Linked DNA regions of Homo sapiens: region 2 is linked to region 1. A link is a loop called in an ENCODE intact Hi-C map of the cell type or tissue named here. Cell type or tissue: PC-3. All regions are shown on one strand. Links, peaks and the distances in the headings refer to the core of each region. The heading gives the core; the rest is flanking DNA.

What was found. A loop is a pair of places that touch in the nucleus more often than their neighbours do. Peaks named below come from ENCODE experiments on the same cell type or tissue, not always from the same donor. Only the 100,000 strongest peaks of a DNase experiment are listed, where the experiment ranks them.
Region 2: a loop joins it to region 1, with 4 times the contacts of the local background. A loop is called at or near these places in 17 of 110 quality-filtered maps.

Annotation. Positions count from the first base shown.
Region 1 is chr21:31,197,505-31,200,314 of GRCh38, reverse strand. The region is part of intron 12 of TIAM1 (TIAM Rac1 associated GEF 1); the gene reads left to right. Among named protein-coding and RNA genes, the nearest start is that of TIAM1, 150 kb to the left of the region's middle. In PC-3, for the core only: a CTCF peak has its summit at 1,629 (motif pointing left); a DNase peak (open chromatin) is centred at 1,624.
Region 2 is chr21:31,345,821-31,348,630 of GRCh38, reverse strand. It overlaps a transcript of TIAM1 not described here. Among named protein-coding and RNA genes, the nearest start is that of TIAM1, 3.0 kb to the right of the region's middle. In PC-3, for the core only: a CTCF peak has its summit at 1,007 (motif pointing left); a DNase peak (open chromatin) is centred at 1,000; H3K4me3 peaks cover 778 bases.

The sequences.
Region 1 (2,810 bases), core at 212-2,711:
CCCAGTCTGGAGTGCAGTGGCGCGATCTTGGCTCACTGCAACCTCTGCCTCCTTGGTTCAAGCAATTCTCCTGCCTCAGCCTCCCAAGTAGCTGGGAATAGAGTTGCCCACCACCACACCCAGCTATCATCTAGCAAATATTTATTTAGCATTTGTATGCCTGGCACTACTCTAGCTGTTCTAGGCACTGGGGATACACCAAAACAATTCTGCTTCTGGTGGAACCTGTATTCAAGTTTGCAGAAACAAGTAAAAATACATGTGAATGTGTAATATGTCAGGGAATGTTCAAAGCCTGGAGAGACAAGAAGTTGGGGCAAGTAGAGAGAGGGAGATGGCACATCTGCAGTGGGTCTTGTTGCTATTTTATTTTATTTATTTTTTGTGTGTTTTTTTTTTTTTTTAATGTGATGTTCGAACAGGGTGAGTGAGTGAAGAGAGGGAGTGGAATCATAGAGGTATTTTGCAGACAAGTGTTCTAGGCTGGCCAGGCATGGTGGCTCACGCCTGTAATCCCAGCACTTTGGGAGGCTGAGCAGGTGGATCCCCTGAGGTCAGGAGTTCGAGACCAGCTTGGCCAACATGCTGAAACTCCATCTCTACTAAAAATACAAAAATTAACCAGGCATGGTGGCACACGCCTATGGTTCCAGCTATTCAGGAAGCTGAGGCAGGAGAATTGCTTGAACCCGGGAGGCGGAGGTTACAGGGAGCCAATATCGTGCCACTGCACTCCAGCCTGGGTGGCAAAGCCAGATTCTGTCTCAAAAAAAAAAAAAAAATGTTCTAGGCTGAGAGAACAAAGCTGGCTAAGGCCTGGGCAGGGGGAGGGTGGCCATGGTGGAGGTGGCTTACCTGGTGTTTGAGGAGGATTGGCGGAGAGGGCACGAAAGAGGGGATGCAGGAGATGGTGGGGGGGAGGGAAAAAGGATAGGCCATGTAGAGCCTAAGTGCCATAGGAAACCCCAGAGAGAAAGGGCATTGTCGGCTTTGAAAGGCTCACTATGGCAGATGAGTGGGCCCATAGGGCATGAGAAGATGAGCAGCCAGGGCCCATAGAAGGCTGTAGAGAGTCATCGTCAGGCAAGAGCGTGACGGTGGCTCAGACCAAGCCACCCAAAGGAGACAGAGAAAGAAATGATCCTGATTTTGTGAGAACTCAAGAGCCCTAGGTAAGCAATTTTTTTCTTAAAATCTGGTGATCTTCTCATCCAGTTTTTGAAAACAGGGAAAGTTGCAACATTATTGATTTAATAAAAGAAAGGGAAGATGTGAGCTATTTCATCATTAAGTGCATTTATGTATAAAACTACTGAATTTCCAGATTTCTAGTTCCAGATATCGTGGTTGCATTGAAAATATATTTTAAAGTACAAACGCTTCTTGAGATATAGTTTTAGTTTTGTTCACTAAACCTGGCTTTAGTCCAACCAGCCTAAGGATGTTGTGGCCAGCGGGCCTGTCTTATGATACTGAGTTGTTGTCTGAGACCAGCAAAAGACACAGTGATATTCACACTAATTTCAAAGAAAACTAGGAAGTAGTATTATGAAAATATAGGAAAGATTATGCACAAAGCTCTAGTCCCACTAGATCCTGTGGAAATGATTAAAACAAACAGTTATATACTGCCACCTGGAGGAAGGGTTTGGCTCTTAAAGTTTTAAAAAATAAAAGTAAGGCTCCTGATAAGTTGAAGTGAACGTAGTTGATAACATTTCCTTGAGCATTTTGTGGTGTTAGGTTATACATTGTAAACCTTATTGAATTTAGTATTTAGAGTTTTGGTGGCTATTTTCTGAATGAAAAAGTAGTATAACTGATTTCTTCTCATTTGTAAATGTATCAGTATGAAACATTTCTAAAGTATAACACTGAAACCACATTCAGTCATGCCCTTGACACGTTGCATTTGGTGGAAATTGCATTAAATTGAGGTGTTTAAAAGGATCCAAGCTGTCCTGTCCACGTTCCTATCCCCCACACTCCTTGGCATTCTATTATAGCAAACGCTTTCTCAGGCTCCTGAGTCACAAGTATTATGCTGACCTTTCAAATGCCCCAAGCAAATAAAGAGAAGAAACTGGCCACTCTTTTCTACCTGCCTGAATAAAATCGTTTCTGGACGAATGGCTGTGTGGTCAGGGATACGGGCAAGTTTAGATAATCATCAAGACTTCTCTTTAGTGCTAACGGCCACGTTTTTTGTTATTGACCTTGGCTCAAAATTGGTTTTCATTTTAAGATAGAGTAATAATTTTAAAAATCTATATGAGCATTTGACACATCTATTTGTTTGTGAGTTTTTATTATAAATTTTGGATTTGAACCTTTGACTGACCTAAGAGGGTAGGTTCCCTTTGCGTTCATACCCTGTGTTCCAGTGAAGGCTGATCTGGGAGGCATCGTAGTGTAGTGGAAAGAATGCGGCTCTAGAGCCAGTGAGACCTGGGTTCATAATCCCAGCTGTGTATGAACTGGTCTTCTGAATTTAGGAAAGTACTTTCTCTTTAGGCTCTTGCCTTTATTTGTAAAATGGACATCACGCTTGTCTCATGGAGTTAGCGTGAGAGGCGTGACACATGGTCAGAACTCTGTAAGTTATTGTCTTGATGATAGATCTTGACATAAGAAAACGAAATATCCGGCTGGGCGCGGTGGCTCACGCCTGTAATCCCAGCACTTTGGGAGGCTGAGGCGGGCGGATCACGAGGTCAGGAGATCGAGACTATGGTGAAACCCTGTCTCTACTAAAAATACAAAAAAAAAAAAAAAGCCGGGCGCGGTGGCGGGCGCCTGTAGTCCCAGCT
Region 2 (2,810 bases), core at 51-2,550, 150 kb before region 1:
TTCAAATATAAAAAATTGATTTTGGCAATCCGTTGGTAGTCAACCACAAAATGTAGTTATGAAAAACCTTCTGCATTTCCATAGCAGTCCAAATATGGATTCCATTAACAGGATGCATATTTGGAACTGCAGTTATGCTGGGAAATCGTGTTTGGATTCAGGTAATTTGACGGTGTTGACACCCCTGTTGCGTATCACCTAACACGAGGAGGAGGAGGAGACTCTTCCCTGGCCTTGCTGCTGATAACATTGTTGCTAGGTGACATAGGTGAGGACGCGTTGGTGCCAGCACTTCTTACCTTGTTTTTGTTCTATGAAGGCTTGAAAAGGTGGAGGTAAGCTCCATTGTGGCTGATGGCTTCAAATTCGCAGATCTTGAAGACACCTTGATTCCTGACCAAGTTGGTTCTGGAGACCCCTGAAGAGCAATCCAGAAAATGCTTGCTTTTGGAAGTCATCTCTGTCACTGAGAATGCAATTTGAAAGGAATTTTAAAGCCCAGCTATTGTAGATCTAATATATAGAGAGAGAGAGTGAGCAAGCTAAACACTTGAGTTAAAATTTTTGGAGAGAATATGCTTAAATAAACTCTCCATACGTTTTCATTTCTGAGTGTAAATCCACTTGACAAAGGGAAAAAGAAGTTTAACCCTTTGTGACCTTTTCTCCACATGCCACATATTGTTTTCCAACATGAATTTATTTTTTATGTAGTCCTCTTCTGTCTGTTTAGCCAGCTCTTGTGCAAATATCCACTAACAATTCACATACCTCCTAAGGGTGTCAGGGTTTGCAGTTTCTCTGAACGTTCGTGCATAAAGTTGTCAGGGTTTGCAGTTTCTCTGAACGTTCGTGCATAAGGGTGTCAGGGTTTGCAGTTTCTCTGAACGTCCGTGCATGCATCTTTTCTTTTGCGGTGATGTGTGTTATTTTTGTATCATTTAGCGTCATTCCCAGGTTCATCCCGATCTTGAGAAATTAACAACAAAAGTCAGCTGTGCTCCCTCTACTGGTTGCATTTCTTTGGAGCAGAAATACTGTACATTTGTGTATAAGTTCATTGCTGCTGATGGGGCTCGGACCTGCGTTCACATTTTCTTTTCCGAAATTCGCATGACTTAAAAAGCAAAACGAGTGGCTTTCAGAACTGCAGGTTAAGAAACTGGTACCTTTAGAGGGATAGGCGTCTTCCTTACTGCCCACTTGTCTACTAGTGTTGTGGGGGAATCTTCCTGGGCAGGAGGACACAGCCCTTCTGCTATAGCAGTAAATTCTTGGATGCTAAGTCCTGCTTCCCTCCGAGGCCCAAGGCCAATGCCTGGGGCCTCTCCAGTTCTGATATTGCTGTATTTTCATCACTATCAGGTAAGCCGTTCTGTTCAGATCTGTGAAAACCTGCCCGCCACTGTATGGAGCCAGCAGGGTTTATGTAACGTGTTCACATGTTGCTCAGACTCTTGATCTCAAGTTATTCTTCTCTAGAAGCATCTACAGGGGACCCTTTATTTTTAGGCCTGAGAGATAGGGAAGAAGGTGGGGACTATTTGGTTTAATCCAACATGTATGTATTGCGTCCCCACCATATATGTGGCTTTAAGAAAATTCAAGATGAGCAAACCTACTGTTCCCCCACGTCCCCTTTAGAGAAACACTAAGTAACAACAAAAAGCTCTTCTCCCCCTCCATGCAAAATTAAATAATAATATCAGAAAGAAGGTGAAAAAAAAGTATATGCCCCCCACCCACCCAGAGCTAAAAGAAACCTTCTTAGGTAATCATGAGACCAGAAAACCTGTAGGCAAGATGTGCTCCCCGTGTAAGCCCACTGCTCTGATGCTCTGACCACTGACTTCATGGTGCTTGCCTTCCTCTTCCCACGAGTGATTTGTAACATTCTTTTCTATATGCTGTAATGAGATGAAGCGCCTTCCTGTTGTGTGTGGAGTAGTTCCAGCGGAGACTCATAATTGTCAATGGAGAAATGACTGATGGGCCTCGATGGGGCTGCTTTGTCTCAGTATCTGTCACATCTCTCGCTGCACACCATGTCGGCTTCCCCGAAGTACGCGATCTCTGATTCTCAAGACAGTCCCGCCTGGCTTTACATCATCCTTCTCCCATCCCCTTCATGATTGTTTTCATCCAGATTCAGCGTAAGTCAGTAGCTTGGTGAGTGCATGGATGCCAAGGCTGCACCCAAAACCACGGGATGCTTTCCTGCCTCTGATCTCAGTGTCTGCTTTCTTCTGAGCCCATATGTATGGTTCTCAGCGATTGAATGCTGCACAGTGGAAAAGGAGAAGTGTTGTTTCATGTTTTTCTAAGTCCCTGGAGAGTCTCTTCAAATTGATGATGCTATATGGAATAGATGGAATACATTAATTAAATGACAGGTGATAGTGAAACTTCTAAATCAGGGTTTCTCAGCAGCAGCAGCACTATTGGCATTTGTGGCTGGATAATTCTTTGTCGTGGGGGCCTGTTATATGCATGATAGGATGTAGAGCAGCATCTCTGGACTCTACCTACTAGATATCAGTAGCAACCCCCAGCTGTGACAACCAAAAATGCCTCCAGATATTGCCAAATGTTCCCCGGAGGCAAATTCACCTCCAACTAAGGACCATTGCTGTATCCAAACATTCTTCTCTTTCTTCATTCTGTTTATTTATTTATTTTCAAGACAGAGTCTCACTCCGTCACCCAGGCTGGAAGTGCAGTGGTGTGATCTTGGCTCACTGCAACCTCCACCTCCCAGGTTCAAGCAATTCTCATGCCTCAGCCTCCTGAGTAGCTGGAATTACAGGCAC